Regions from separate parts of the Homo sapiens genome. Here region 2 is linked to region 1. Evidence: chromatin loops called from intact Hi-C (ENCODE). Cell type or tissue: upper lobe of right lung. All regions are shown on one strand. Links, peaks and the distances in the headings refer to the core of each region. The heading gives the core; the rest is flanking DNA. Region 1 overlaps POFUT2 (protein O-fucosyltransferase 2). Region 2 overlaps ADARB1 (adenosine deaminase RNA specific B1).

What was found. Hi-C counts contacts between places; a loop is a spot of excess contacts. Peaks named below come from ENCODE experiments on the same cell type or tissue, not always from the same donor. Only the 100,000 strongest peaks of a DNase experiment are listed, where the experiment ranks them.
Region 2: it touches region 1 in a loop (5-fold over the local background); 2 of 110 quality-filtered maps call a loop at or near these places.

The regions. Positions count from the first base shown.
Region 1 is chr21:45,264,448-45,280,403 of GRCh38, forward strand. POFUT2 (protein O-fucosyltransferase 2) reads right to left here. Exons shown (of 9, transcript NM_133635.6): 5 at 13,656-13,722; 6 at 12,570-12,695; 7 at 5,392-5,572; 8 at 3,143-3,266; 9 at 1-1,188. The coding sequence ends at 1,035. Among named protein-coding and RNA genes, the nearest start is that of POFUT2, 15 kb to the right of the region's middle. RefSeq lists an enhancer at 15,114-15,956. In upper lobe of right lung, for the core only: a CTCF peak has its summit at 5,965 (motif pointing left); no DNase peak of the experiment used is centred there.
Region 2 is chr21:45,204,503-45,220,458 of GRCh38, forward strand. It overlaps ADARB1 (adenosine deaminase RNA specific B1), which reads left to right. Exons shown (of 11, transcript NM_001112.4): 9 at 53-234. Among named protein-coding and RNA genes, the nearest start is that of LINC00334, 22 kb to the right of the region's middle. RefSeq lists enhancers at 2,458-2,957, 15,789-15,956. In upper lobe of right lung, for the core only: no CTCF peak of the experiment used is centred there; a DNase peak (open chromatin) is centred at 5,549.

The sequences.
Region 1 (15,956 bases), core at 4,511-7,010:
TTGCAGATGCCCCTCGTGGTGGTGGCACAAAGACCTAAAAATGATTTCTGTAAAATGGGTACAAGGAGCTCCCTGATAAAGCAGCTCATCCTAGACAGCCTTTTGGAGTTAGCGTAACTGTCCTTCCTCATTTCTAGTTCTCAATAGCGAATGGCAGACCTGGAGGCCCCATGTGCACCTGCCAGCCGGGGCGAGGGCAGGGACGGCCAGCCGGGCGAGGGCGGGGCAGTCGGGGTGAGGGTGGGGCGGGGCAGTCGGGGCGAGGGAGGGGTGGCCAGTGGGGGCGAGGGTGGGTGGCCAGCCGGGCCTGGTGTGAGGAGCAGAGCTGCAAGTTTCCTACAGACAATCCACTGAGTGCCCCAGAGACGTCACTGAAAAACTTCCCAGTGCTCTGACGTGCCAGCAGTAGGGCCTGAACTGTCATCCCTCCACGGGGCTCCCTGAGGCCTCAGGCCCTTTCCTTTGCAGCACCAGGTCTGCCTTGCACGCATCCCAGGAGGAAACACACAGGCAGCCTCCTGCTGCGCGGAGGGCAACGGAGAGATTCATGAGGCCCCTGGTCGCTCTGCAGACATTTAAAATGACGCTTCTCCTTGCACCAGCTCCCAGGGAAATGTCAGCCCGGGTCCACCTGACGGAGGGCAGCTCACCCGCCTGCATCTATCCTCAATGCACTTAAAATATGAAGACATGAAAGGTGGCTGGAAAGGCCAGAGCGGGAGCCTGACAAACACTCCTGCTTCTGGGTCACCACGCGGGCACTGCTGGCAACCGAGCTGTGGGTTCACAGACGCTGCCTGAAAACAACCGCCACCCCCGAGAGCAGCGGAGCCTCTTCATCAGCCATGGCGGCTGGCAACGCCGAGGACGGAGCCCAGCTCTAGAGGCGTGGGGCCTCTTCTGGGCCTGGGACCCTGCGAGGGACGGTCCTGTCCGCCCAGCTCCCGGCTGGCAGTAGACGGTGACTCCACGGCGACAGAACCTGCATCCACCCGCGCCTGTCGGGTCCGGGGAGCGGCCCTGGAGGATCCTCCTCAGTAGGTGATCTTCCAGTGGGTGGGTTGCTCACACGCCTTCTCTTGGTCTCCGCAGAACCTGTTGTACGTCGTCTTGGGGTCCAACCCCAGGATTTCTCTTTCCTCATGAATCCGAAAAGAAAATGTTGAGACTGAGGTGCCAATAAAAAACCTGCAAAGGATCACAGAGGTTCCAGAGTCAGGGAGAACTGGCGTCACAGAGGTTCCAGAGTCAGGGAGAACTGAGAGGAGCAGCTGAGTGAAATGAGTTCCACAGTTACATGGAACCAACACGGCCGTCCCCCGAGCACCCACCAGCCGGCCGCCCCCTTGCTGGCACCCCTCGCTCAGGTGCCCTCGACATCGGCGCCCTGAGGGGCTCTGCCTGGTGCTGCAGCCCCATCCACACCCCACAGTCAGCAGCCGCCACGCTCCTGTCCCACCGCATGTCCCCCTGGGAGCCCTCCTCTCCGTCACCAAATCCCAGGCCAGGCACGCCAGTGCAGGTCGAATACCTCCTGGGGGTCACATGGTGAACAATGAGAGATTCCTACTAACCACACACTGTCTAGCCAGGGCATGGCGGGTCCTTATCCTGAGGCACAGTAGACATCACGGAGGTCAAGGCCCCCTCCACACACACGCTGTATGGGCTGGTGGGGACACCCTTCTCCAGGGGTTTCTCCAGACCTCAGGTCAGCGGCCTGCCCGTTCCTCCGGCTCCTGCGCAGCTGGTCTCTGGCTCTCCAGCGGCACTTCATGAACTTCGTGAACAAGCAAACCCCAGAGATGTTTCCAGAGCAAATGTAACATGCACAGCGCTGTACACAGAGCCACAGGGCCAGCAGGCCACACAGGCCTGTATGCTGCTGCGGGGTGCAGCACTGGTGGGGAGACCCTCACCACCCCACACACAGGGGCCTGCCAGAGCAGGCCGCGCCGGCCCGGAGGCAGGGCAGCTTCAGTGAGCTGGGCCGAGCGCTTCGCGCAGCTGAGGGCAGGAGGCTGAGAGCTCAGTGCGAAGCCTCCCCACAGCAGGCTTCCTGGGCTGCGGAGACAGCACCGCCAAGGTCGCAGTCAAAATCCCAAGGCCACACCTGAGAAGCAGGGGTGAGTTCGTAACTGGGCTCCTGCACACCTCCGCCCTGACCTAAGAAGTCAGCGCTGCATCCTGTCTGCTTAACAGGGAAAGGGACCCACACCCAGCAGACAGCATCACCCGGAGCCTCTGTGGGTCTTACACACCATGCCCAGAACACCACAGGAAATAGCAGATGTGTGAAGAGGCACCGGCTCAGGGCGCTCAGCATTCCTCGGGCAGGAGAGAGACAGACTAACCCACAGAGACGCACGCGTGTGCACAGTGCTAACCACGGGGAAGATCATTCCCTCTACTTTCATTTTCCATTTAACTCAAACCGTTTCACCCTAACCCCAGCCTTCATCTCCTATGCAGATGGGCAGGCAGGTCTTTGGAGGAACAGAGGCCCAGGCGTACCTCCCACAGCAACCCCAGAGGAATGACTGCACGCAGGGCCCACGCTCCCGGCCTCTGGGACGCTCACGGCAGCCCCACGAGAATGATCACACGAGGGCCCACGCTCCCGGCCTCGGGGACGCTCACGGCAGCCCCACAAGAACGATCACACGAGGGCCCATGCTCCCAGCCTTGGGGACGCTCATGGCAGCCCCACGAGAATGATCACACGAGGGCCCACGCTCCCGGCCTCGGGGACGCTCACGGATGCTCAACAACACAGCAACAAGGACATGCCCAAGTCCAGGGCACGGGCAACTCTCAGGGCAGGGGGCAGACAGGGGCAGAAACCGGGAATGATGGGAAAATGCGACACAAGAAGAGGTTCTGAGACGAGGCCAGCTATGCCAACAGCCTGCTATGGAGGAATTCTGTGCATGAGAACTAAAGGGGCAAGATGAACAATTAACTTCAGCCCAGGGAAACACTGAACCAGATGCTACAGGAGACTCAGACGAGGAGGCAAACAGTATGGAAATGACCACTGTGAACACAGGCGACCATCTGCTCTGACACCGAGTACTTGGGACAGAAGAACCTTTGAAAGCCACCCGACCCGCTCTCGGCCGACAGTGACGTGGGCAGGCACCTGGCGTGTGCGCAGATCCACTGGTCAATAATCGCAACGCCTCCGTCCTTGTAGAGCTCCAGCTCCTCCCACGTGGGTTCAAACCTCACCATCTCGGGTAACAGCTTTTTTAGCTCTTCATATTCTGCAAAGTAGAAGGAGAGACCCTTTGAACCGGGATCCTCCAGTAAGGACAGATACGTGACTCTTTAGCAGACAGACATGCGTACTTGGCTTCTGGTTAATTCGTTAGGAACTGGCTCCAAAGGTGCAGACACACAACTCAGCTTTACCCTCCCAGGAATTACAGTTGAAGATCATGCAGATCTTCATGGATCTGGGTAGTTCCAGGTCTACCCAGAACAGAACCAGGGATCAAGAAGAAAGGAAAGAAACGTGCTCCCTCTCCCTCTCCTTCTCCCTCTCCCTCTCCCCACGGTCTCCCTCTCTTTCCACGGTCTCCCTCTCATGCGGAGCCAAAGCTGGACTGTGCTGCTGCCATCTCGGCTCACTGCAACCTCCCTGCCTGGTTCTCCTGCCTCAGCCTGCCGAGTGCCTGCGATTGCAGGCACGCGCCACCACGCCTGACTGGTTTTGGTGGAGACGGGGTTTCGCTGTGTTGGCCGGGCCGGTCTCCAGCCCCTAACCGCGAGTGATCCGCCAGCCTCGGCCTCCCGAGGTGCTGGGATTGCAGACGGAGTCTCGTTCACTCAGTGCTCGATGGTGCCCAGGCTGGAGTGCAGTGGCGTGATCTCGGCTCGCTACAACCTACACCTCCCAGCCGCCTGCCTTGGCCTCCCAAAGTGCCAAGATTGCAGCCTCTGCCCGGCCGCCACCCCATCTGGGAAGTGAGGAGTGTCTCTGCCTGGCCGCCCATCGTCTGGGATGTGAGGAGCCCCTCTGCCTGGCTGCCCAGTCTGGAAAGTGAGGAGCATCTCCGCCCGGCCGCCATCCCATCTAGGAAGTGAGGAGCACCTCTTTCCGGCCGCCATCACATCTAGGAAGTGAGGAGCGTCTCTGCCCAGCCGCCCATCGTCTGAGATGTGGGGAGCGCCTCTGCCCCGCCGCCCCATCTGGGATGTGAGGAGCGCCTCTGCCTGGCCACGACCCCGTCTGGGAGGTGAGGAGCGTCTCTGCCCGGCCGCCCCGTCTGAGAAGTGAGGAGCCTCTCCGCCCGGCAGCCACCCCATCTGGGAAGTGAGGAGCGTCTCCGCCCGGCAGCCACCCCGTCCGGGAGGGAGGTGGGGGGGTCAGCCCTCCGCCCGGCCAGCCGCCCCGTCCGGGAGGGAGGTGGGGGGGTCAGCACCCCGGGCGGCCAGCCGCCCCGTCCGGGAGGGAGGTGGGGGGGTCAGCCCCCCGCCTGGCCAGCCGCCCCGTCCGGGAGGTGAGGGGCGCCTCTGCCCGGCCGCCCCTACTGGGAAGCAAAGAGCCCCTCTGCCCGGCCAGCCGCCCCGTCTGGGAGGGAGGTGGGGGGGTCAGCCCCCCGCCTGGCCAGCCGCCCCGTCCGGGAGGTGAGGGGCGCCTCTGCCCGGCCGCCCCTACTGGGAAGTGAAGAGCCCCTCTGCCCGGCCAGCCGCCCCGTCTGGGAGGGAGGTGGGGGGGTCAGCCCCCCGCCCGGCCAGCCGCCCCGTCCGGGAGGTGAGGGGCGCCTCTGCCCGGCCGCCCCTACTGGGAAGTGAAGAGCCCCTCTGCCCGGCCACCACCCCGTCTGGGAGGGGTACCCAACAGCTCATTGAGAACAGGCCAGGATGACAATGGCGGCTTTGTGGAATAGAAAGGCGGGAAAGGTGGGGAAAAGATTGAGAAATCGGATGGTTGCCGTGTCTGTGTAGAAAGAAGTAGACATGGGAGACTTTTCATTTTGTTCTGCACTAAGAAAAATTCTTCTGCCTTGGGATCCTGTTGATCTGTGACCTTACCCCCAACCCTGTGCTCTCTGAAACATGTGCTGTGTCCACTCAGGGTTAAATGGATTAAGGGCGGTACAAGATGTGCTTTGTTAAACAGACGCTTGAAGGCAGCATGCTCGTTAAGAGTCATCACCAATCCCTAATCTCAAGTAATCAGGGACACAAACACTGCGGAAGGCCGCAGGGTCCTCTGCCTAGGAAAACCAGAGACCTTTGTTCACTTGTTTATCTGCTGACCTTCCCTCCACTATTGTTCCATGACCCTGCCAAAATCCCCGTCTGTGAGAAACACCCAAGAATTATCAATAAAAAAAATAAATTAAAAGAAAGGAAAGAAACGAAAGCATTGAAGCTCCATACCCTTTCTGACGGCATCTGTGGCCACAAACACCTTGTCCAGCCGGTGGGTCTTCATGAGGCTGCGGATCTTCCTCACGGCCCCTTCCAGACTGGGTACATCCTGTCTGTGACCCCAGATGAAATCTTTTCTTCTCAGGTGGACTCCCAGGTAGGGGCCCCCTAGCGCGGAGCCCAGCTTGACCTAGCAAAGAACCACAAGGAAATGCAGAAGCTGACAGGCGGGCTCGGGGCTCATCCTGGGCACCGGGTGGGACTCGAGACGCAGAGGGATGACCCTTTCCATGTGGCCTCCTCCACGGGGTGGCTCCAGGGCTGTCTAAGGGATTCAGGTGGAATCTCGGGGGCGACCAGATGTCTTTCTAAGAAGACAGTGAAGCAGTATTAATTACCAGAAATCATTTTATCTGAGGTAAAGAAAAATATTTAAAAAGAGAACAGCATGTGGAGGCTCACGCTGTGAACTTTTCCTCCGAGAACCACCGCAGGGACGTGCCACAAAGAGTTCACGGATCCTGTGGACAAAGCAGCTCACAGCTGCAAACTCCCCGGGAGCCAGAATGCTCTGCTGCCCTCTTGACAGTGCCACCTCCTGGCTGGAGGCCACCAACGCAAATGGCTACAGCAAATTCTAACCAACAACCCTGCTCCAAGGAAGGAGAAAGCAACAGCTAATCCCACCACCTGCAACCTCCTGGCTGTCCACAGGTCCCGAGTCTGTCCACGTGACAACTTCACTGCAGCATAACCAGCATTCGAGAAAGCCAGTGCACTCAACAAAACTACAACCAAGGACCCCCCCAGAGTCCACTTCACTCCCCCGCCACCTCCAGCAGAGCAGGTGCTGGAACCCATGGCTGGGAGACCCGAAGACGGATCACAGCACAGGACTCTCCGCAGACATTCCCCAGCAGCATCCCAGGGCCTGGTAGCCCCACTGGGTGGCTAGACCCAGAAGAGCAATAACAATCACTGCAGCCCAGCTCTCAGGGAGCCCCATCCCTAGGGGAAGGCGAAGAGCGCCACAGAGCACCCCGTGGGATAAAAGAATCTGAACAGTAGCCCGTGAGTTCCAGATCTTTCCACTGAAGTAGTCTGCCCAAATGAGAAGCAGGCAGAAAAGCAATTGTGATAATATGACAAAACAAGGTTCTATAGTACCCCCAAAAGATCATAGTAGCTCCCCAGCAATGGATCCAAACCAGGAAGAAATCTCTCAATTGCCAGATAAAGAATTCCGAAGGTTCATTATTAAGCTACTCAAGGACATACCAGACAAAGGTGAAAACCAACTTAAAGAAATTAAAAAAAAAACAACAACAACAATATGGATGAAAAATGCTCCAGATAACTAGGTATCTTAAAGGAAAAACAATTGCAACTTCTGGAAATGAAAGACACACTTAAAGAAACGAAATACACTGGAAAGTTTCAATAATAGACTAGAACAGGAGAAGAAAGAGCTTCAGAGCTCGAAGACAAGGTTTTCAAATTAGCCCAATCCAACAAACAAGAAAAAAGAATAGTAAAAAAAATGAACAAAGCCTCCAAGAAATTTGGAATTATGTTAAACAACCAAACCTAAGGATAATTGGTGTTCCTGAGGAAGAAGAGTAATCTAAAAGTTTGGAAAACTTATTTGAGGGAATAATTGAGGAAAACTTACCTGGTCTTGCTAGAGATCTAGACATCCAAATACAGGAAGCTCAAAGAATACCTGGGCAATTCATCACAAAAAGATCATCTCCTAGGCACACAGTCATCAGGTTATCTAAAGTCAAGATGAAGGAAAGAATCTTAAGAGCTGTGAGCCAAAAGCACCAGGTAACCTATAAAGGAAAACCTATCAGATTCACAGCAGATTTCTCAGCAGAAACCTACAAGCTACAAGGGACTGGGGTCCTATCTTCAGCCTCCACAAACAAAGTAATTATCAGCCAAGAATTTTATATCCAGCAAAACTAAGCTTCATAAATGAAGGAGAGATCATCTTTTTCAGACAAACAAATGCTGAGAGAATTCACCACTCCCAAAGCCAGCTCTACAAGAAATGTTAAAGAAGTTCTAAATCTTGAAACAAAACCTCAAAATACGCCAAAATAGAACCTTCTTAAAGCATAAATCTCACAGGGCATATAAAACAACGCAATGAAAAAGAAAGAAAACAGAGTATTCAGGCAGCAACTAGTATGATGAATAGAATACAGTACCTCACACCTCAATACCAAAGTTGAATGTAAATGGCTTAGAGACTCCACTTAAGAGAAACAGAATGGCAGAATGGAAAAAAATCCACCTGAAAGCTGTGAGGCAAAAGTCTTCAAGAGACTGACCTAACACATAAGGACTCACACAAACTTAAGGTAAAGGGGTGGAAAAAGATACTCCATGCAAATGGACACCAAAAGCGAGTACAGTAGTATTCTTATATCAGACAAAACAGACTTTAAAGCAACAACAGTTAAAAAAGATGGAGGAACATTATATAATGATAAAAGGATCAGTCCAACGGGAGAATGCCACAATCCTAATTATACATGCACCTAACACTGGAGCTACCAAATTTATAAAACAATTACTACTAGACCTAAAAAATGAGATAGACAGCAATACAACATAAGTGGGGACTTCAATACTCCACTGACAGCACTGGACAGGTCATCAAGACAGAAAGCCAACAAAGAAACAATAGACTCAAACTATACCCTGGAACAAGTGGACTAAAATATTTACAGAACATTCTACGCAACAGCTGCAGAATATACATTCTGTTCGTAAGCATATGGAACGTTATCCAAGATAAACCATATGATTGGCCACAAAACAAGCCTCAATAAATTTAAGAAAATCAAAATTATGTCAAGTACCCTCTCAGACCACAGTGGAGTAAAACTGGAAATTAAATCCAAAAGGAACCCTCAAAACTATACAAACACATGGAAATTAAATAATCTGCTCCTGATCTTTGGGTCAACAATGAAATTAAGATGGAAATTTAAAAATTCTTTGAACTGAACAATAACACTGACATAACTTATCAAAACCCCTGGGACACAGCAAAAGTGGTGCCAAGAGGAAAATTCACAGCATTAAATGCTTACATCAAAAAATCTGAAAGAGCACAGACAATCTAAGGTCATACCTCAAGGAATGAGAGAAACAAGGACAAACCCAAACCCAGCAGAAGAAAACCACCAAGATGAGAGCAGAACTAAATGAAATTGAAATGAACAGACAAAAAAATACAAAAGTTAAATGAAACAATAAGCTGGTTCTCTGAAAAGATAAACAACATTGATAGACCATTAGTGAGATTAATGAAGAAGAGAGAAGATCCAAATAAGGTCAATTAGAAACAAAACGGGAGATATTACAGTCGATACCATAGAAACACAAAATAATCATCCAAGGCTACTATGAACACTTTTATGCGCACAAACTGGAAAATCAAGAGGATAAATTCCTGGAAATACACAACCCTTCTAGATATAGACCAGGAAGAAATATAAACTCTGAACAGACCAATAACAAGTAGTGAGATTGAGACAGTAATTTAAAAATTGCCAACAAAAAAAGTCCAGGACCCAATGAATTCACAGCTGAAATCAGACACTGAAAGAAGAAGTGGTATCAATTCTACTGAAACTATTCCAAAAGACAGAGAAAGAGGGAATCCTCCATAAATCAACAGACCAATATCCCTGATGAACATAGATGCAAAAATCCTTAACAAAATACTAGCTAACCGAATCCAACAACATATCAAAAAGATAACACAACATGATCAAATGGGTATCATACCAGGGATGCAGGGATGGTTTAACATATCCAAGTCAACAAATGTGACACACCACCTAAACAGCACTAAAAACAAAAATCATATGATCATTTCAATAGATGCAGAAGAGGCATTTGACAAAATCCGGCATTGCTTTAAGATTAAAACCCTCAGCAAAGGTGGCATAGAAGGGACATACCTCAAGATAATAAAAGTCATCTATGACAAATCCAAAGCCAACATTATACTGACGGGGGAAAAGTTGAAAGCATTCACCCTGAGAACTGGAGCAAGACAAGGATGCCCACTCTCACCACTTCTATTCAACATAGTACTAGAAGTCCTAGTCAGGGCAATCAGACAAGAGAAAGAAATAAACGGCATCCAAATCAGTAAAGAGGAAGTCAAACTGTCACTGTTCACTGATGATATAATTGTATACCTAGGAAACCCTAAAGACTCATCCAAAAAGCTCCCAGATCTGATAAATGAATTCAGTAAAGTTTCAGGACACAAAATCAATGTACACAACTCAGTAGCACTGCTACACACCAACAACAACCAAGCTGAGAATCAAACCAAGAACTCAACTCCTTTTACAACAGCTGCAAACAAACAAACAAACAAAAACAACCAAAAAAACCCACAAAACTTGATCTCTACAAGGAAAATTACAAAACACTGCTGAAAGAATTCATAGACAACAAAAACTAATGGAAATACATCCCATGCTCATGGATGGGTAGAATCAATATTGTGAAAATGACCATACTACAAAAGCAATCTATCAGTGCAATTCCCATCAAAATGCCATCATCATTCTTCACAGAACTAGAAAAAACAAAAACCTAAAATTCATATGGAACCAAAACAGAGCCTACATAGCCAAAGCAAAACTACTAAGCAAAAAGTACAAATCTGGAAGTACACAATACTCAACTTCAAACTATCCTACAAGGCTATAGTTACCAAAACAGCATGGTACCGCTATAAAAATAGGTACCTAGACCAGTGGAGCAGAAGAGAACCCAGAAATAAAGCCAAATACTTACAGCCAACTGATCTTCGACAAAGCAAACAAAAACATAAAGTGGGGAAAGGACATTCTATTCAAAAATGGTGTGGGGATATTGGCAGCCCACATGTAGAAGAATGAAACTGGATCATCAACTCAAGGTGGATTAAAGACTTAAATCTAAGACCTGAAATCATAAAAATTCTAGACGATAACATCAGAAAAACTCTTCTAGACACTGGCTTAGGCAAAGAGTTCCTGACCAAGAACCCAAAGCAAATGCAACAAAAACAAACATTAATAGATAGGGCATAATTAAACTAAAAAGCTTCTGCACGGCAAAAGAAACAATCAGCGAACAGCTCCCAGAGTGGGAGGAAATACTTGCACACTTTGCATCCGACCAAGGACTAATATCCAGAATCTACAAGGAAATGAAACAGATCAGCATGAAAAAACAAATAATCCCATCAAAACATAGGCTAGGGACAGGAATAGACAATTCTCAAGATACACAAATGGCCAACAAACGTATGAAAAAATGCTTAACTTCACTAATGATCAGGGAAATGCAAATGAAAACCACAACAGGATACTACCTTACTCCTGCAAGAATGGCCATAATTTAAAAACCCAAAAATAATGGATGTCGGCACGGATGCAGTGAAAGGGATACTGCGACACTCCTGGTGGGAATGTCAACTAGTACAACCATTGTGGAAAACAGTGTGGAGATTCCTTAAAGAGCTAAAAGTAGAACTACCATTTGATCCAGCAATCCCACTGCTGGGTATCTACCCAGAGGAAAAGAAGCCACTATATGAAAAAGACACTTGCATATGCATGTTTATAGCAGCACAATCCACAGCTGCAAAAACATGGAACCGGCCTGAATGCCCATTGACCAATGAGTGGATAAAGAAAATGTGGTACATCAGCCATAACAAGGAACGAAATGAATGCATTTGCAGCAACCTGGATGGAGCTGGAGACCATTATTCTAAGTGAAGTAACTCAGGAATGGAAAACCAAATATTGTATGTTCTCACGGGAACTAAGCTATGAGGATGTAAAGGCATAAGAATGACACAATGGACTTTGGGGACTCGAGGGGAAGAGTGGAGGGGGTGAGGGATAAAAGACTACACATTGGGGACAGTGTACACTGCTCGGGTGATGGGTGTACCAAAATCTCAGAAACTACCACTTTATCCATGTAACCAAACACCACCTGCTCCCCAAAAATGATTAAGGCTAAAAAAAAAAAATGATAAAATAAGCCAGGCACAGTGGCTCACGCCTGTAATCCCAGCACTCTGGGAGGCCAAGGCGGGTGGATTACTTGAGGTCAGGAGTTTGAGACCAGCCTGGCCAACATGGGAAAATCCTGTCTGTACTCAAAATACAAAAATTAGCCGGGTGCGGTGGCACGCGCCTGTGATCCCAGCTACTCGGGAGGCTGAGGCAGGAGAATTGCTTGAACCCGGGAGGCAGAGGTTGCAGTGAGCTGAGATCGTGTCACTGCACTCCGGCCTGGGCGACAGAGTGAGACTCTGTCTCAAAACGAAAACAAAAACAAATTAATTAAATAAAATTAAAAATAAAATTAAAAAGAATAAAAAAAAAACACTGAAAAGAAACACAAGTGGGATAAAAATGAAAAAAAATCTTCTATATTTTTTCCCCAGTAAAAACTGTCCAAGTAACTTAATTATTGCTGGAACAATGAATGCTATTCCACTTGGAAATAGCTCAAATACCCCATAAAGAACAAGCGAGTAAAATGGCACTTCTATGAAAGTTTTGTTTAAAAAACGCTAAAAACAGACACTGAAAATGCTTAAAAACAATATCAAGTTGAAAAAGCAACACATTTGTTGAAATTACATCACAGAAAAACTCAAACTTTCAGAAAACACTTAAAAATATATACAAAGAATAAGAAAAGGATGATTCTAGACCAAAACAGCACTGATGGTGCTTTTGGGTGAGTCCAGGTGAACGCTGCTTTTTTCTCTTTATCAATCAAGTCAAGAGGGAAAAAGGCCGAACGTGCCTCTGACCACCTCGAGCTCCTGCTTCCGCGCTCCTGGCCTTGCCGCGCTCTGAGAACACCTTTGAGTCCGCTGGGCCTGCCATGACTGCCCGTGTTACTAAAGGTAAAGCCAGGCCGAGTGACTCCCTGAGTCTGCACATGACGAGGGCCCCAGGGTCCCGGCGCCTCCCGAGAGCAGGTCATTACTGTGACTCACATTCCAGAGAGGCGCCGAGGCATCCACGCCCACAGACACGCCAACCCTGCTGTGACTTTACATGGAAGGCCTGAGTGTGGGGCATCTCCAGAGAGACTTTACCTTTTCTCTAATTAACAAAAGGGAGGGGGGCTACCTTCATCTTCATCCAGTCCTCCTGGAAGGGGATCCTGTCTGCGTCGTCCGTGGAGTTGAGATGTCTGCTCCTGAACTCGTCTCCCACCTCCCGCAGGTGCCTGGCAAACACCATGCTGCGACGGGTCTGTGGAAACGGCGACGGCTCGGCTGAGAACACGCCCGCCCGCCACGCAGCCCTCCCGGAGCGGGTTCTCCTGTCGCTGCCACCACCCACCCCCGCAGCTGGAACAAGCCCCTCAGACACGTCATCCACGGTCGCCTGAGAAGCAGCGCCATCCACGGTGGAGGCTCTTGGAGGGTCTCCTGCATGAAGCCAACGCAGGGCAAGCCGCCCACCCCTGCCGGCTCTGCCAGCCCCTGCCGTGGGAAGCTGCGGCACACACTGGGCTCAGCTGGCCGTTGCCCCTGGCTGGCACAACTGTGTGCAGCTCCTTCCCCTCAGTCTCTCCCCAACTCGACTTCTAGCTTAGGCGGTTAGCACATCCTGCTTTGCCAAACGGGGTGGGACTGACCTGCACAAAGTCCCACGTGAGCAGGGACTGTGTCTCCTGCAGGCAGGTTCCGGCTTTACAAGCTGCTGCCCTGGTGAACACGTCAGCAGGCCTGCTGTGTCCACGGGAGGGGGCAGCCACTTCCCGCCCTCTGCTCCCACTCACTCACAGAACCAGGGGTGGCTATGGGAAGTCACCCCATCAATGCGGAAATCAACGCCAACGGAAAAGACCCGCTGCAGAGAATAGTCCCACCTTTCAAAGCTAAAGAGAGGAGAAAGGAGGGGTCTACGTTCCAGCCACTGACGGAGTCACTGACTCCGGGGCTGACTCCAGGGCGCTGCCACCGCATTCAGGGCCTGTGGCATCAGAGGGGAGAGCTGGGTGGCCCTGCGGGCTCCCGAGGACCTGGCTCTGCAGCCACGTGAGGCTTGGGGGTGGCACAGTCACCGCAGTTGCCCAAATCCATGGCTTAAAATGATGGTTTTAATCAGCAAGGTTCAAAAAGAGCTGTCGACTGTTTTAAATTTTCAAAAGCTAAATAATGGGCAACATACACTAACTGAGAAAAACGCTCCCGAGGAAACACTCACATCCCAGTATTCTTTCCCTCCATAGTGGTCGTGAAGTAGGTTCTCGGCTCTGTCTAACATCACGGACCTGTTTTTAAACAACAGAAGAATAAACAGTTATAAGAGTTAAGGATGATGACATTCACACTCTCAGAGCACAAACTGGGAGAACCCCGGGCCGAGGAAGCAGAGACCAAGTCTCCGAGGGACACTAACCAGGGCGCGTTGGGTGGTTATGGCTGAGACACAGGCAGGCTGCTGTCTGGCCTCCACACCACGGTTCTGAGAGGGCTTTAATGCCTACTGTCAACGAACAGAATGACATCAGAGAAAAGTATCTCCTAATTTGAGGAGTGTATTTGACAGTGGGCAAAAGGCTTGGAATCCAGGATCCACCGACGGCTATGGCAAGCTGCAGGCGTGCCTGAGGAGGGGAGGGTGGGGGAAGGTTTTCTTTGACAAAAAGGAGAGGTTCACATAAGCTGCCTGGAAACAAATTCACTGACTCGAGCTCAAAGCCGGAGCTGCATCTGTTCCGTGGTAGAGACGCCATTCCTGGGCAGGCATTCTTTCCACAGCGTCTCGTCCGAATTACTGCAACCCTTGTCCGGTGGCAAACCTAGTCCCAGGAACACGGGCACACGACTGAAGCAGCGGCTGTGAAAGGTGAGGTGCGTGAAGCACGTGAGGAACGTCCTGGGGTTATTTCAGAGAGCCCTCCAGCTGGCCTTTATCTCAGACTCGCAGGCAGGTGCCTCCTCCTCAGTGCCTTCCTTGCTCCAGTTTGGGTCTGACAAGTCATCCTGGTGCCTGTGACTGTCACGTTACCTAATTCCACGTGGGAAGTGCCTCTCCTATTCCAGCCATTGAGCCAACCGTCTCACCAAACTCCCCCCAGGGCTCTTGATGCAAAATAAAAACGAAACACACAAAATGGACCGTGAGCAAATAGACCTGAATATTGGGGTGGTAAAGGCTGGAATACAAAAACGCAGAAATTTTTAAGGAAAAATAAAAATTTTAATTTTGGCCAGGCGCAGTGGCTCACGCCTCTAATCCCAGCACTTTGGGAGGCCAAGGTGGGCGGATCACGAGGTCAGGAGATCGAGACCATCCTGGCTAAGACGGTGAAACCCCGTCTCTACTAAAAATACAAAAAAATTAGCCGGGCGCGGTGGTGCATGCCACAAGTAGCCCCAGCTACTTGGGAGGCTGAGACAGGAGAATCGCTTGAACCCAGGAGACTGAGGTTGCAGTGAGCCGAGATCGCGCCACTGCACTCCAGCCTGGGCAACAGAGCAAGACTCAGTCTCAAAAAAAATACAAAAAACAAACAAACAAAAAAATGTAATCTCTACAGAGAAAAAATGAGCAACATATCTAAGTTGGCATTTTATAGAATAACATTTCAAAAGGCTTTTAAAGTGTAGTTTTACTCTGAAATCAAAGAAACACACACGAACAGAGCAAGGATTCCACATTTTGCTACTGGATCCACACAGATGGAAGCTCTCGGCCCTCGTGGCTGCCTGGGAACCAGCCGTGCACGGCCACTGCGGGGACTCTGAGGACTGCACCAAGGGCACACCCAGCCATCCTCTTCTGGGTGGCATCCTACAGTTTTACGCCCTCATGGTTCACACAAAGACTCTTCTACAGAAACCTGGAAACAACCAAAAGCCACATTTTCTTCCATCTGTACACAGACAACTGCAAAAGAACGAGGTGATGTCCATGTGTCGTAATACCCAGGTGAATGGCTGGGTGGGAAGAAAGGGCAAACTGAAAACCGCATGGAGAGGGCACGTGTGGTGATTCCACGTGTGTTTCAAAAGATGGCTGCATGCACAGGCGGCCATGTGAGGCGATTTCTGGAGAGATGGGTGTAGCTGGATTCAGTGGGTGCCTCCGGCCCTGCTTCTAATGCCGTTTTAAGGGCTTTTTATGAAATGCAATACTGCACTTCAAGACGCACATTCCACACGGGCGCGGGTAGAGGACATTCCGCACGGGCACAGGTAGACAAACTGCTCCAAAATGAACACGGTGCAGCCCCCACCCGGGTGGAGGAACAAGGAGGAAGAAAGCGCTTCACACACTTGCTCTGCCCCGTCCTCAGGGGCCTCCCCGGCATCCTCCCATCTCTCCCTCCGATGCACGGGACTGTCTTTGACCTTCATGCACATGGAACATGACTACATTTATCTTTTTCTTTTTTTTTACTGGGCATTATATCTTGATTTCTCTTTGTTGAACACGGCAGCAGGTTGCCCATCTTCAGCTGTGGATCTACCACACTCTATCCAGTGCGTGGCTGAGGGG
Region 2 (15,956 bases), core at 4,527-7,026, 60 kb before region 1:
CGTCGACACTGAGTCCGAGCTCCCTGAAGACTGTGCTTTCTTCTCCCTCCAGCTGGAACGTGGTGGGCATCCAGGGATCCCTGCTCAGCATTTTCGTGGAGCCCATTTACTTCTCGAGCATCATCCTGGGCAGCCTTTACCACGGGGACCACCTTTCCAGGGCCATGTACCAGCGGATCTCCAACATAGAGGACCTGCCACCTCTCTACACCCTCAACAAGCCTTTGCTCAGTGGCAAGTATCTCTAGAGTGTGCTGATTTAATCTCTGTCTTGATTTTGCAATGTTTTCATCCTCATGAATGAAAAAAACACCACCTGAGCTGCTCTGTGGCTATCAAAAGAACATCAGAGTCCTTCTAAAGAGACCCAAGGTGATGTTTCTGAGGCTCTCCGGGCCTTGTCTCTAGGGCCTTTTAAGTGAGTCTCTCTGTAAGATTAATCTCCTTTACCAATCACAAACCTAGCCATTCATAGAAGAATTGATGGGTTCACACCTGTCATCCCAACACTTTGGGAGGCCAAGGCCTAGTGGATTGCTTGAGCCCAGAAGTTCAAGACCAGCCTGAGAAAAATGGCAAAACCCCATCTCTACAAAAAATACAAAAAAATCAGCCAGATGAGGTGGGGCATGCCTGTGGTCCCAGCTACTTGGGAGGCTGAGGTGGGAGGATCACCTGAGCCCAGGAGGTCAAGGTTGCAGTAAGCCAAGATTGTACCACTGCACTCCAGCCTGGACAACAGAGTGAGACCCTGTCTTTAAAAGAAAGAAAGAAAGAAAGAAAGAAATGAAAAATGAAAAGAATGAAATTATGACTGGGCTGGGCACCTGTCTGTTTTCCTCTCACTCAGGCACTGTATTCATTCCTGTCTCAGCAGCAGAGACTCAACAGACACTGAAAATTATGTCAGCATTGGCTTTCCCAGACTAACCCTGAGCCAGGTCTCCGGGACGTTTACGCTGTCTTAGAGCCACCAGGGTGTCCACAGCGGTGAGCTGCCTAGAGCCTGCCCTGGGCTCCCTGGAGAGGCCCTGTTGGCTCCGAGAGATGGTGACAGGTGGAACCAGGGGTGCCAATGGCAGGCAGAGGCTGTCTCCCTGGTGTCTGCACCTACCCTCGATTCCCTTCATTGCTGGTTTTCTTTTTTCTTTTTTTAGAATTTCAGTGGCTAACAGTAAAGTGAACAGGAGCTTTTGAATTCAAAGGTCCTAACTTCTAAGCTCACCTTTATTTAAAAGGACACAGTTAAGGTATTTTTATCTTTTTAAACATATAATTTCACTACTTTTTTAAAAGCTCAAAACTAAAACCATAATCCTAACCTGAAACACGTTTATTTTGGGGTGTGTGTGTGCTTGTGTTTGTGCTGCCTTGTTTTCTAGTGCCTGGCAACTAGCACGCCTTTAATTTGAGAAAAAGCAGTGTGGAATTTTATTTGAAAGCATGCCTGTCAGAGCACATGAAGGAGGCAGGGATGGGGAAAAACAGTTGTCTTTAATTAAATTTTACAGTTCCGTAACTTAACCATTGTGTTTTAAGAAAAACAAAATAGATAAAACTTGATGGTAGGTAGGTTGAAATTGTAGCATCAATGTCTTTTGAAGTATTTTGTTGTGTATTGGTGTGTGAATTTCTCATGATTCAGAAAATTTCCCTCTTTGCTCTCTGTCTTCTGTACTTGAGCAAAGAGTGCTTTAATTTTAGCTGTCACTCATCTTTTATATGCATAGATACTTAAAACATTGCATGTGGAATATGGGACACATAGGTGATACTCAAAAATAGTTGTTAATTAGGGCCTTGTTGAATAGCGCTGTCTAAGCAATATCTCATCCGTAACTAAAATCTGCAAAGACAGAATCATTTTGCTAAAGAAATTTTCTAAGATATTGAAAGTAGAGCTCATTTATAAAAGTCAGTGTATTTTTATCATATTTCACTTATGTGAAAAGCATCTATATCTGTTAAAAGACCTTGAAAGATAGTGTCTGCAAGATAGAGACTTCAAAGTTACTGATGCTGCTGTTTATCCTTTCCTCCTCAATATCTTCTCTGGTCTTTTTTTTTTTTTTTTTTTTTTTTTTTTTTTGAGACAGAGTCTTGCTCTATTGCCCAGGCTGGAGTGCAGTGGCGTGATCTTGGCTCACTGCAGCCTCCACTTCCCAGGTTCAAGCAATTGTCCTGCCTCAGCCTCCCAAGTAGCTGGGATTACAGGCGTGTGCCACCACAGCCAGCTAATTTTTGTATTTTTAGTAGAGACGGGGTTTCACCATGTTGACCAGGCTGGTCTTGAATTCCTGACCTCAGGTGATCTGTCCACCTCAGCCTCTCAAAGTGCTAGGATTACAGGCGTGAGCCACCGTGCCTGGCCTCCGTTATCTCTAATCTTGATAGCCTAAAGCACATTACCAAACCCCTCCCCTGGTCCCCGCTGCAGGGGGCTGTGCCGAGCTGATTCAGCAGCAGCAGAGAGAGCCTGGGTTGGAGCCATGAGGCTGCCCCTGCGTCAGCTCTGCCTCCTTGGAAGCTTCTGTGTCTCGGGTTCTTCATACGCCCAGTGGCAGGGATGGACCAGGCACCCCTTGCAATCCTTCTGGACAAATGTGCCACTGTCCTATGAAAATAAAAGGACACCACTCAAGCTCCAGGAGGCAGAACCTTAACTCAAATCTGAGCCAATAAACAATGTCACTCTAGCACCAAAGTCTATTTCAAAATGCAAACTATTTGAAATATCTTATTTTTGGTAAATGCTTTATTTTGGAAATGGGTTTTTGTTGTTGTTTCCCTGAAGAGAGTTCAGATCAGCAAAGCAAGTAGCTTTGGAGAAGACACCTTTAGACGAGGACTCCTGTGAATCAGCAGGACAGCGTAGCAGGACATTAGGTGAGCCACAGGGTGGAGCAGGATGGGAGGGCAGAGGCTTCTGCTTCAGAATTGAAGCCGAAGGCAAGTAATGCTGTGGGTGTTACTGGAGACAAAAGGAACCAAACAAGAAAAATCTGGAGAGGCAAATGTTGATGTCTTAATAGATTTGGGAGGTCACACTCTTTAAAAATGGGTCCCAAAGCAAAGCTCTCAAAACTTCATTAAAAGAAAAGTCTTACATTTGACAAGTGACCTGGACAGAGGAGCTACCAGGACATTGGCCCCCTTGCTGTGCACCTGCACTGTGCATCACAGCTCACGTCGTGTTTGTTACACTTTGTCACCTCACATTTTATTATAAAGGTCATTCCCGTGTTAAAAAGAGAGCGCGGTATGACAGCGCCTAGTGAATTGTAGTGTCTTTAGGGAGGAACAAAAATGGACATAAATGAATACAAAGAAAAGATTACCTGAAACTGGGAGCAAATCAAAGTAAAAATGTAGGGATAGGGTGTTGCTTTCTTTTAAAAAGATAATGCTGTCAGGATTAAAGTGAGAAGAATTTAATTTTCATTTCAGCCTGAACACTAGTTTTACTTTCAGAAAGGTTCTTGGTGCCAAGCTGTGACACTTTTGCCTTTGTGGGTATACACACTTGGTACCCTTGCTTAGCACTGTGGAAGAGGAAGTCTCTCGAGCTTTCTCAGACTTTCTCTCAAATGAGTTTCACATCCAGCACTTGCAAGTTTCAGGACAATTCCAGCTTCTTATTTATGTCCATTGATCTCCTGAGTGTGAGCTCCTCAGCTGGCCCAGTTTGTTGTCCAACGCTCACTAAGATAAACCAAGAAGAAGGAGCAGGGTGCCCAAATGCCGCATGCGATGGCTCTGGGGACCTTGTTGACAGACAGCCTGCTCCGGGGTTTGCAGACAAGGCTTCCTATCCTGCTGGTTTTCATGTTGAATGTTGGCACGAAACGTTAACAAACAAGGCTACATGATGGGGTAGGGTCCTTGTGAAGAGCTTGCATTTAGGTATCTCTGGGAGGACAGCACAGGGACCCAAGGGGGCTGGCAGCAGGCCCAGGTGTGTGGCAGGAAGAAGGCAGGTGCCTGCTGAGCTGCTATCCACCCGAGACCATTTGACATTATGGGCAGGAAGAGCAAGGGAAGCTGGTTTAATGAGGCCCTGGCTGGAGTGAGAGAGAAGGAACATCACTGTGAGAGTGTGGAAAGTGTGTGTGTGTATGTGTGCGTGTGTGTGTGTGTGAGTGCATGTGAGTGTGTGCATGAGTGCGTGTGTGTATGAGTGTGTGTGCATGTGTGTGTGCACGCTCACATGAGTGTATGAGAGAGAGAGTGTGTGTGTGTGTGTATGCGTATTCTCCAGGTAAGAGCAGGCACCGGGGTTGTGGGAAAGAGGTGTCAGTAATGTGAGTTTCCTCCTTGCCCTGGTTTCTAGGAGGAGTGAACGTGCCATGAGTCATTGTAGAAGAGAACGACCACCAAGCTTGGCTCCAAGTACAGAATCATTCTTTTCATCTGACAATTTTTCTTTCCATTTTACTTTCTGTTTTCCTCCCCTTTGCTTTTGCTGGACCGATTAAATTGTCTTTCCCCTTTCTTCCGACTGGTGGGAAGTTCTAAATCTTATTTCTATTCTGACCAGTGGTTACCCCAATTTTTTAAAACAAATATGTTTAAATCACTTTGAAAAAATGTTGGCATCAAGAATTAATATTTGTAAAGATCCAAACTTGGGAAAAGCTGAAATATTGGGCTCATTTTTATTCCACACTCTTCCCATCCTCATCTTCCTAGATTCTGATGACATCATCTTGAGTTTTAGAAACTCATTTTATCGTGCTTTTTTTTTAAAAGCCTTTCGTAATGAGTCACATAGCCTCATGATCAACAATTGTTTAGATGAAGCCGTAAGAGCTCCTGGTTTCTCTTCTAACCAGTTTTCTGTAGCCAGTGCTCCTGCCCTTAACTCCACATCCAGATTTATTTTTCACTTTGCTGGAATATATCCTTAATTGGGGTGACAGGGTGATTTCTTGGTTGGTTGTTTTTGTTTGGTTTTTGGAGAAAAGTCCTGTGTGGGTGGGGCCCTGGATCTTGATGTTACCTGGCCCTTGCCTGTGTGCCAGGTGGACTGGGGACTGTGGATGTCTGGGCTCTGCCCTACCCCAAGGACACGTCAAGACCTCCATGCCACCCCTCCATGGTCACCCTTTGTCACAGAGCCAGTTTGAGTTTCTTTCCTTTCTAGAAGGTACCTCCTTGTTTTCTCTCCTGTAGCGTTACATTTATCTATTTTCCCTAAAATTCAGGAATTTCAACAGATTAAGCCTAGGTGTGTGGTTAGTTTGTTTGAGTTTCTTTCCTACTTACTACCCTGAACCCTCTGATCTGGATTGTTGAGTCTTCACTTCTGAGAAGTTTCCTTCTGTCCTGTCACTTCTGCTAGAAGCATCTTCTCTGCCCTCTCTGTTGTCCCTGAAAATGCTGCTGAGCAGAACTCACAGGCCTGTGACCAGTGTCTCTCCTCTCATCTGATGTGCTTTTTTGACTGTACTGCATTCTAAGAGAATGCCTGACTTCTGTCACCATCTCAGGAGTGAACTGTTTTCCCCGCGGAGCAGGCTCCCCGGGAGCTCATGCCTGGCCCACTTCCCTGCACCACGGCCGCCACACGGCTCCGTCTCTTGCTCTAGTTCTCCTTTCTGGGAGAGTGACTCCATTTGGGGCTCGTCATCTCTGTTGGGTTTTCAGTGGCTGCATTTGGGGTTCCTCATGTCTGTTGGGTTTTCAGTTCTCCTTTTGCATACTGAGAGAACAACTTTCTAGTGATTGGAACTGTCTAGAAAAGTTTCCTGAAAGGAATTGAGCTCCCCTGACTGGAAGAGTTCAGGTTGGAATTGGATGGACACTGTTGTTACGGACACGGTGATAGGGGATCTGGCTGAAAGGATTAACCCACGTGATCTCCAGGTGTCTTCTAAACTCGAGATCCTACGGAGTGCAGTTTGCTTGTTTTTAAATTCTCTGTGCAGATGACTGTAATGCTACAGTACAGTTACCATTACCTATTGTATCAATGACACTTTTGAAGGTTTTTAAAAATAATAATAGTTACACTTCACTGACTGCCGTCCTCAGGCCATCTCCCGGGCATGCATGTGCTCAAGTCAGGAGCCAGATTCTTACATGCTTCCCTGAATCCACGCCGCAGCCCTGTGGGCCGGGCCTGCCGTCACCCTTCACAGTGGAAGCAGCCGCAGCCGGCAGACACCACGAGGCTTGCAGCTCACAGCCATATTCCACTGTCCCTAGGACAAGTACAGCTTGAACCCACATCCCACCTTTCACCACCCCAAGCCTTGCCTCCCATGGACGAAGACAGTGCACGAGAGTGCCTTGGGGCTCCCCCAGGAGCTGCTTCAGGAAAAGGAGGAGCTGGCAGGATCACTGTGAGCCTCTCAGCCCCACTCCCCCGGCTGCTCCCCTTCATCTACATCCAGTTAGCATCTCCTGCCCATGCAGCTCTCTGGACATGAGCCCACCTCACTCAGGACCACAGCTCTGAGGCTCCTTCCACAGCTGGTGTTCTAAAACCCTGAGGTCTCCTTTGAGAAAGGACTGTTATGTGGCCAGAGGTCCTCTGTGTAAAGCCCTCAGCACCTGGCTGGGGTTAGTGGACAACCAGGACAAGGCACTTCCGAGCTGGCAGAGAAAGCCTGAGAGCAGCCCTGGGGAGTGGGCTGGAAGGGTCAGGAGAACCCAGCCATCTTGCTCTGTACGGATTCTAATGGCTTGTGTTTATTTCTCTGTCAGCTCAAGGGCTGCCCTTAAGACGATCACAATGAAAGGCTCAAAGGTGCTCTGCTCTCAGCTTAAATGGCAGGTTGGTTTTGGACCCAGAGGGGCTCAGAGGCTCCCTCCTGTGTTGCATGGCCTGTATCATCCTCACTGGGGGTGCTGTGCACAGTTTTCCTTATACTGTAACTTATGCCCAGGTCTTGACTCTTTCTTATTTGCAGAATAAAGGCCACTTTCAGTCGAGATTGTAAGTACACATTTTCCTTGATCCACTAATGAATGTCTGATAGTTTCTATAACATGAACCCATAATAACCCTAAAATATCCATTAATCATTATGTATATTATTCATTTTTGATTACCCTACTGTATGAGGAACCTATTGGAAAATACCTTTAGGGTAGAAATAAGAAAAAACATCAATGCCAGCTCTTCTGAGTTTTTTAATTGTAGCAGTTATTAGGCCAATTCACAGTTTCTCTGTGTTTTTGCTTTAAAAGTTCTGATTCAGCACACTTAATTTACAACAACAGAGGGATTCTCGTTACCAGCCAAGTTGTTCTTGCTTTTATTGGTTTCTGTACCGCGGCCTGGGATTAACTCATTACCCTAGTTCCCTCTTTGCAGGCTGGAAAGATAAGCATCTCACTCACGTCAGCCCCCACACTGCACTGGCCTCAGGGACTCGTAGACGTATGCGCTTATGACCATTTAGGGGCTTTCTGCCCCAGAAAAAGCGTATGGTTAGTATTGGAAGCTCGGGCTATTTTCTTTTTTCCTTGTTTCCTCCATTTTTGTTTCAAGATGGGACTTGATTTAACTTAAAATATAAAAAATATTTTGTACTATTGGGATCTTATATTTTTTGTTAATCATTTAGTTTTAGTGAAAAATATTGTAATTCTAAGGTTTAAGTATCATTCAACAGTAATCCTTTATTTTGATGAGAAGTAGTGGAATTGCAAAGGAAGATAATATAAGCGTTATCCATTTGTTTATGAAAGATTCAATTCCATTATGGTCAGAGATTCCCCAGCAGTTTAAATGGACACCCTCTCTTCTAGCCATTCCCCCACAAAAGAAATCCTTCCTGATTCTGTCTGCTTGAAGGGTGTGACCTTGAACATGCTCCTGGGGCTGCCGCCTCTACAGAGTGACAGCTCAGGGACCTGCAGGAACTCAGAACATGCAGGCAGGTGCTGGAGGTAGGGCAGGTGTGCTGGTAAGATGGATGACCTCAGTTCCACTGGCAAAACTGTGCCACAGGAGAAACCTGAGCGTGTGGTAAAAACCACCCCAGCAGCAATCAGTAAATGCAGGAACAGTGACCTCAGGAAGACATGAGGCTCCTACCAGTGCCTGTGATGAGGCCAGCCCAGCCCTGTGTGTGGTTAGGGCACACCTGACCACCCCGACAACCAGGGAAGGACGGTGTTGGAGCTCTGAGTTCTTGGCATGAGGACATGATCTTGGCTGATTGTTTTCCTTCAGACCTTCTGCAGAATTGAATGCACATCAAAGAAACAAGCAGAAGAAACCATGCCAGCTACTTGTATTGAATAAAAGTATTTTACTTACAAACTTGGATTATCAAACTTATGAGGAAAATAACACAAAAGAGAAAGATCTATATGAGAAAACAGAACAACTGAAAGAAACAATTTAGAAAACAAGAGAAATAAGTAATGATAAATCTTATTAGTATGTTATTTAGTAAGTGCTGAAATCAAATATTAATTTGAAGGTCTAGAAAATATTCAGTATTTTTTGAGTGTGCAGTGGGCATGGTTCTGGGTGTTGGGATTTTGCAGTGCACAGGACAAACAAAACCTCTTCCTCATGGAGCTTTTGCTCTGATGAGGGCAGGGGGATGGTGAAGTCAGATAAGTCTCAGATAACTTGGAACAGAAAGGCAGAATTATGAGACAGTGGCCAGGGTGCTGCCCAAAACCTACCCAATCAGAATCTCAGAGGTAGGATTCAATGTGCTTATTGTTTAAAGCTTCATATCTGATTCTACTGAACATATCTGCTTAAGAACTACAAAATATATATTGGCTGTCTCTGGGTTTTATAGCTTTAATTTTCTAAGGTTTGTGTGAATTTTTGGAATTGTCCATAGTGAGCAAATGTTATTTTTTTAATGAGAACAATTTTTTTTATTTTTAAATTATCTTTAGTGTCTTTTCACAACTTTATTGAGGTATAATTGGCATATGATAAACTGCATATTTAAAGTATACAATTTGATACATTTTGGCCTATGTTTAGGTCTGTGCAACCATCACCACAATAAAGATAATGAGTATACTTAATCCACTTCAAAATTGTCTTAGTACTCCTTCATAATCCCTCCCTCTCCCCGATCCCCATTCCCATCCCCAGTATGTACCATCTGTCTATATAGATGAGTTTGCATTTTCTGGGATTTTACATAAATGTCATCATAAGGTTTGCACCGTTTTGGTCTAGCTTATTTCACTCAGTTTAATCACTTGGAGATTGATCTATGTTGTTGGGTTTATCCATAGTTCATTCCTTTTCATTGCTAAGTAGCATTGCACTGGGTGGATAAACCACAATTTGTTTTTCCCTTGAAATATTGATGGATATTTAGGTTGTCTCCAGTCTTTTAATATTATAAAGCTGCTGAGAACATTTCTGTACAAATCTTTGGGCGCTTACTTCCATTTCTCTTTAGTAGATACCTAGGAGTGGAATGGCTGAATCCTAAGATAGGTGTATGTTGAACTTTTTAGAAAACTATTAACCTGTTTTCCAAAATGGTTGTACCATTTTCACATTACCACCACTAGTGTGCGGGAGTTGTAGTTCTGTCACTTATATGCCGGCACGCAGTACGAGCGGTTGCTTTAGAAATTTTAGCAGGTGTTTAGTGATATTCCATTGTGCTTTTAATTTGCATTGCTCTGATGACTAATGAAGTTGAATGCCCTTTCACATGCTGATTTGCCATCCCTGTGCCTTCTTCAATAAACTGTTCAAAACTTATGCACATTTTTACTGAGTTGTTTAACATCTTATTACTGGGTTTTGAGAGTTATTTATATTTTCTAGATACAGATCCTTTATCAGATATATGATTTGAAAAATGCTTTCTCCCAATCAGTGGCTTGTCTTTTAATTCTCTTCATAGTGTCTTACGCAAACCACATAATTTTAATTTTGACAAAATCTAATTTATAGAAATTTTCTTTGATGGATCATGCTTTTGATATTATGTCTAAGAAATATTTGCCTAAGTCAGTACTACAAAGATTTCTTCTTATATTCTTGGAAATTTTACAGTTGCAGTTTTTACATTTAAGACTATATTTCACTTGAGTTCATGTTTGTGTAGGGTATGAAGGATGAACTGAAGTTCATTTTTTGGCATGTAAGATATCCAGTTGATTTAGCACCATTTAGTGAAAGGTTCCTCATTTCTTCATGGAATTGCCTTGTGCCCTTGTCAAAAATCAGCTGGCATGTATATATACATGTGGGTCTGTTTCTGGACTCTGTTGTTTGCCTTTAATCTCTTTGTCTAAAGGCCAGTATTACATTGTCATGATTACTATAGTTTTATTATAAGTTTTGAGGTCAGGTAGAGTTAGTCTTCCAACTTTGTACTTTTTCAAAGTTGTCTTGGCTGCTTAGGTCCTTTTTGTATTTCCATAGCAATTTTATAGTCCACTCATCAGTTCTACATCCTTATTGCACTGGTTAGGACCTCCAGTACAATGTTGAGTAGAAGTGATGACAGCAGACATCCTTCTCTTACATGTCATCTTGGGGGAACACATTCAGTCTTTCACCATTAGGTATGATGTTGGCTGTAGGATTTTTTATTGCTGTTTTTTGTTTTAGAGACAAGGTCTCACTCTTTCACCCAGGCTGGAGTGCAGTAACGTGATCATAGCTCATTGTAACCTGAAACTCCTGGGCCCAAGTGATCCTCCTGTCTCAGCCTCCTGAGTAGCTGGGACTACAGGTGCATGCCACCATGCCTGGTTCATTTTTAAATTTTTTATAGAGACAATGTCTTCCTATGTTGCCCAGATTGGTCTTGAACTCCTGGCCTCAAGCAACCCGCCTGCCTCAGTCTCCCAAAGTGCTGAGATTATAGGAATGATCCACCATATCTGGCTGCTGTAGGTTTTTTACAGATGTCTTTATCAGCTCAAGACATTTTTTTTTTCTATTTATAGCTTACTCAGCGTTTTTAATCAAGAATGTATGCTGGATTTTGTCTGATGCTTTTTTTCTGCTCTTAGATGACTGTTGTCATTGCAGTGACTTAGGCCTATAGTCCCAGCTACTTGGGAACTAAGGCAGGAGGATCACTTGAGCCCTGGAGTTTGAGGCCATCCTGGGCAATGTAGTGAGACCCCATCTGAAACAACAACAACAAAAAATGAGATGAGCATTTAGTTCATTTTTCAGTTTGCTAGTGGTGACGTTAAAAAAAAATTAAACCAACTTTGCATCTTGGGATAAACGTTATATGGTTATTATGTGCTATTCTTTTTATATATTGTTGGATTCAGTTTGCTAAAATTTCATTTAGAATTTTTGTATTTATATTTGTCTGTAGGGATATTGGGCTATCATTTTAGTTTAATGTCTTTGTCAGGCATAAAATGAGTTGGGGTGCATTTCTTTCTCTTCAGTTTTCTGGAAGAGTTTGTTTGGATTTGGTATTATTTCTTTAAATATATGGTTAAATTCACCAGTGAAACCATTGGGCCTGAAGTTTGCTTTGTAAGAAAATTCTAACTACAATTTATTTTTCTATAATAGATTTAGGGCTATTCATGTTATCTGTTTTTATCTTTTTTCTTGAGTAAGCTTCAGTAATTTGTCTTTCAGGGAATTTGTCCATTTCATCTAATTTGTCTAATATATTGGCATAAAAGCATTCAGAATATTCATTTTAATATCTGTGATATCTCTAATGATATCGTCTTATCCCTTATATTGATGATTTGTATCTTCTCTTGGTTGTTTTTTTCTGATCAGTCTAGCTGGAAGTTTTTCAATTCTGTTTGTCTCTAAGTGCCAACTTTTAGGTTCAGTGATTTTTGTCTTTTGTTTTATATTTCAATAATTTTTACTCTGATTTTAATTATTTCTTTTTTTTCCGCTTACCTGGTGTTTCAATTGCCCATCTTTTTGTAGTTTTTTAAGGTGCTAGTTGAGGTCATTGTTTTAAGACCCTTTTTACTGCTTTTGTAGCATTTAAAAATTATGATATGTTTTCATTTTCACTTATATTAAAATACTTTGTCCCTTGGGTTATTTAGAAGTCTGCTATTTAGTTTCAAAATACTAGGGATTTTACAGAGATCTTTCTGTTGTTGGTTTTTTAGTTTCATTTAATGACTTCAGTCCTTTTAAATTTATTAGACTTGGTTTTATGGACCAGAATATGATCTATCTTTATAAGTGTTCCACAAAACTTGAAAGAATGTGAATCTGCCACTTTGGGGTAGAGTGATCTGTAAATGTTGATTAGGCCAAGTTGTTTGATTATACTATTTATTTTCTTTTATATTCTTACCGATCTTCTACTTGGTCTATCAGTTATTGAGAGGCAGGATTGAAAATCTCTTAGTTATAATTGTACATTATCTATTTCTTCCCCTTTTTTAGAGTTTTTACTTCCTGTATTTTGTAGCTCTGTGATTAGATGCATAAAAATGTAGGATTGTTGGTTTATCTTAATAAACCGACCTCCTTTACCATTATATGATGACCCTCTTTATTTCTGGTAATAGTGTTTGTTCTGAAATTTGTTTTGAGATTAATATAACCTCCTCAACTTTCTTTTGATTAGTGTTAGCACAGTGTATCTTCTATCCCTTTATATTAAAGTACTTTATCTTAAAAATATGTTTCTTATAGACATATATTTATATATATTTATATGTTTGGATCTTGCTTCTCTCTCCCACCATGGACAATCTCTGCCTTTTCACTGAGGTACTTAGACCATTTACATTTATTGTGATTATTGATATTATTAGGTTTAAATTTCATCTTGCTACTTATTTTCTACGTGTTTCATATGTTCTTTGTTCACTTTTTCCTCATTTTCTTACTGCTTTTGCCTTAATTGGGTGTGTTTGATGATTCCATTTTGACTCCTTCTTGACTTTTGAGCTGTAACTTTTGTTAATTTGGTGGTGGTTTTTAGGGTTTATAGTATGCATTCTTACCACGATCTCCCTTCAAGTGATATTATACTACTTCACATATAGTAAAAGAACCTTACAACAGGATACTTTCGTTTTTCCATTCCCAACCTTTGTGGTATTGTTTTCAGACACTTTTGCATGTGTTAAAAAAATCCACATCTTATTATTTTCATCTTAATAATTATCTTTTAAAGGAATTTAAATAATAAGAAAAAAACCTCTTGTATATTTATCCATGTAGCTATCATTTCCAGGGCTCTTCATTCTTTGTATAGATCTGGATTTCCATTTTGGTATCATTTTTTCTTCTGGCTGGAGGACTTCCTTTTACATTCCTTGTAGCACAAGTCTTCTGATGATGAATTATTTCAGCTTTGGTATGTCTGGGAAAGTATTTTGCTTTCATTTTGAAGTATATTTTGCTGTACAAATATATTTCTGCTGGAATGGCAGGGTCCTTTTTCTCCTTTAAGCACTTTAAAGACATTGCTTCCCTGACTTGTTGTTTGCGTTGTTTCCAGTAAGAAATGTGTTGTTATCTTTATTCCTCTGTGTGTTTTTTGCTCTGGGTTTGCTTAAGATTTTCTCTTAATACTAGTGTTGAACAATTTGTTCTGTTGTGCTTTGGTATATAGTTTTATTCATGTTTCTTGTGCTTGGGATTCATTGAAATTCTTTAATCCATGGGTTTGTTGGTTTCATGAAATTTGGAAATTTTTTATTCATCTTTCTTCAGATATATTTTCCGTTCCCCCTTCTCTCTCCTCACCGTCATGAAATCTAATTACACATATTTCACCCTACCTAAACCTGCCCCATATCACTGATTTTCTGTTCTTTTTTTCTCTCTTTGTGTTTCATTTTTGGTAGTTTCTGTTACTGTGTCTTTAAGTTCACTAATCTTTTCTTCTGCGGTTTCTATTCTGTGGTTAGTCCCATCAAGTGTATTTTTTATCTAATACATTGTAGTTTTCCTCTCTAGAAATTTGGCTTAGGCCTTTTTATATCTTTATGTCTGTATCTTCTATATGTGAATGTCAGGCACTTTTCCATTCTCTCAGGAGGCTGTTTCCCAGCCTTGATTGAGTAACATGCCTACTCTGATCAGTGCTCCGCAGGATATTCAAGGACACCCTCTGCGTATCTCCAGGGCTCACTCTGTCTGCATGTCTCTTCCTTCCGGTACTCTGTCTTATGAAATCTGGCTGACTTGGTTTCCCTTGACTCTCAATTCAGGGGATCTGCTACACTCTGCCTGGGTTCCTTACTCTGAACAGTGAACTGTCATCTGGGTTTTGATATCTCTCCAAGGGAGGGATAAATGGTCATTGAAAGCAAGTGAGCATGGTGACGGGGTGGGGGTGGCCTCCACAGGGCACGAAGTGAGTTGTACTGAGTCATCTGAGAGTGCAGTGTGCTGCTTCTGGCCAGTGGGCTTGACAGTTCAGTGTCTGGGTTCAGAATATGAGTCTGCCCATGTTCTAAGCATGTTCTAAAGATTCATATCCCAAATTAGTTTTGATTTTGGTGGCCTATAACATCCATGTGATATGAATTATCAAGCTCAATATATAAATGCAGATACATGTATTCAATTCCGAGTTATGCAAGTGTCTTTTTAAAAACTTTCAACCCTGCAGAATTAGCCTGTGATTAGTTAAGATGAGATCGTTTAAACACAGCAAGAAAATAAGTACAAGGGTACTTCAAAAAGTTCATAAAGTTAAAAGATAAAAAAATGTTTAAAGATATAAACATTATTTCTCAACATAAGCTCCATCAAATTCAAGACATTTTTGTAAGTGCTGATCCTAGCCATTTAGATTGTCCCTAAAGAACTGAATGGTGGCTAGGTGTGGTGGCTCATGCCTGTAATCCCAACACTTTGGGAGGCCGAGGCGGGAAGATCATGAAGTCAGGAGATTGAGACCATCCTGGCCAACATGGTGAAACCCCATCTCTACTAAAAATACAAAAACCAGCTGGGCATGGTGGCACGCGCCTGTAGTCCCAGGTACTTGGGAGGCAGAGGCAGGAGAATCGCTTGAACCCAGGAGGTGGAGGTTGCAGCAAGCCAAGATCGCACCACACACTCCAGCCTGGCAACAAGAGTGAGACTCCGTCTCGAAAAAAAGAACTGAATGTCTTGGGAGTTTAACCATGTCAGTGCAGTCTTTCTTACATTAGTAACTGAAGAAAAATTCCTTAAGCATGCCCCTTAAGGAATTTTTGAGATTAGGAAACAAAAAGAAGTCAGAAGGAGCCAAATGAGGTGGATTTGCAACCACCATAAGGTGGATGGCTCATGATTTCCTCTCGAAACCCTCACACACTTGCCCTTGTTTGATGAGAGGAATAAATAGGCGCTTTGTCATGGTGAAGGTCTCTGGCGAAGCTTCCCCAGGGGGTTTCTGCTAAAGCTTTGGCTCACTTTCTTGAAACACTGTCATCATAAGCAGATATTACCATCCTTTGGCCCTCCATGTGAACCCAACAAGCAAAACGCCTTGAGCATCCCAAAAATGCTGCCATGGCCTGTGCTTTGGCCAGTCAGCCTGTGCTTTGACTGGGCCCCTTCTGCCTCTTGGTAGCCTTTTTTTTTTTTTTTTTTGGATTATGCATTTTCTTCAGGATTGTCTTTGTAAAAGCTATTTTTATCTCCTGTTTGATGTTTGTTCTTGCTTCAATTTTAGCAGAAGTCATGTAGCTCTGATAGGAGCGCTTTTCAAACAGATGTCTTAATCTTCTTAGTGCCTCAAACTAGATCCTATTCAGACATGTTTCAGCAAGTTAGTACAAGTTTATTTTGGTGCCAAAAAATTTTGAAATCCATGAGGTTTTTTCATAATAAGCATTTTCCATGAACTTTTTCAAGACTCTTGTTAAGAATTAGGGTTTCCTATTGCATCATGGATGTCACACATGCAAAGCCACGTGACCTGAACATGCCTGGCCTCTCAGTGGCAGGGGAGCACATGCAGGCATGAGCGCCAGAGGTGGTGTGATACAGGAGCAACCCCCACCTGCACGACCTCATGGGACCCTGCATTAGTCTCAGAAGT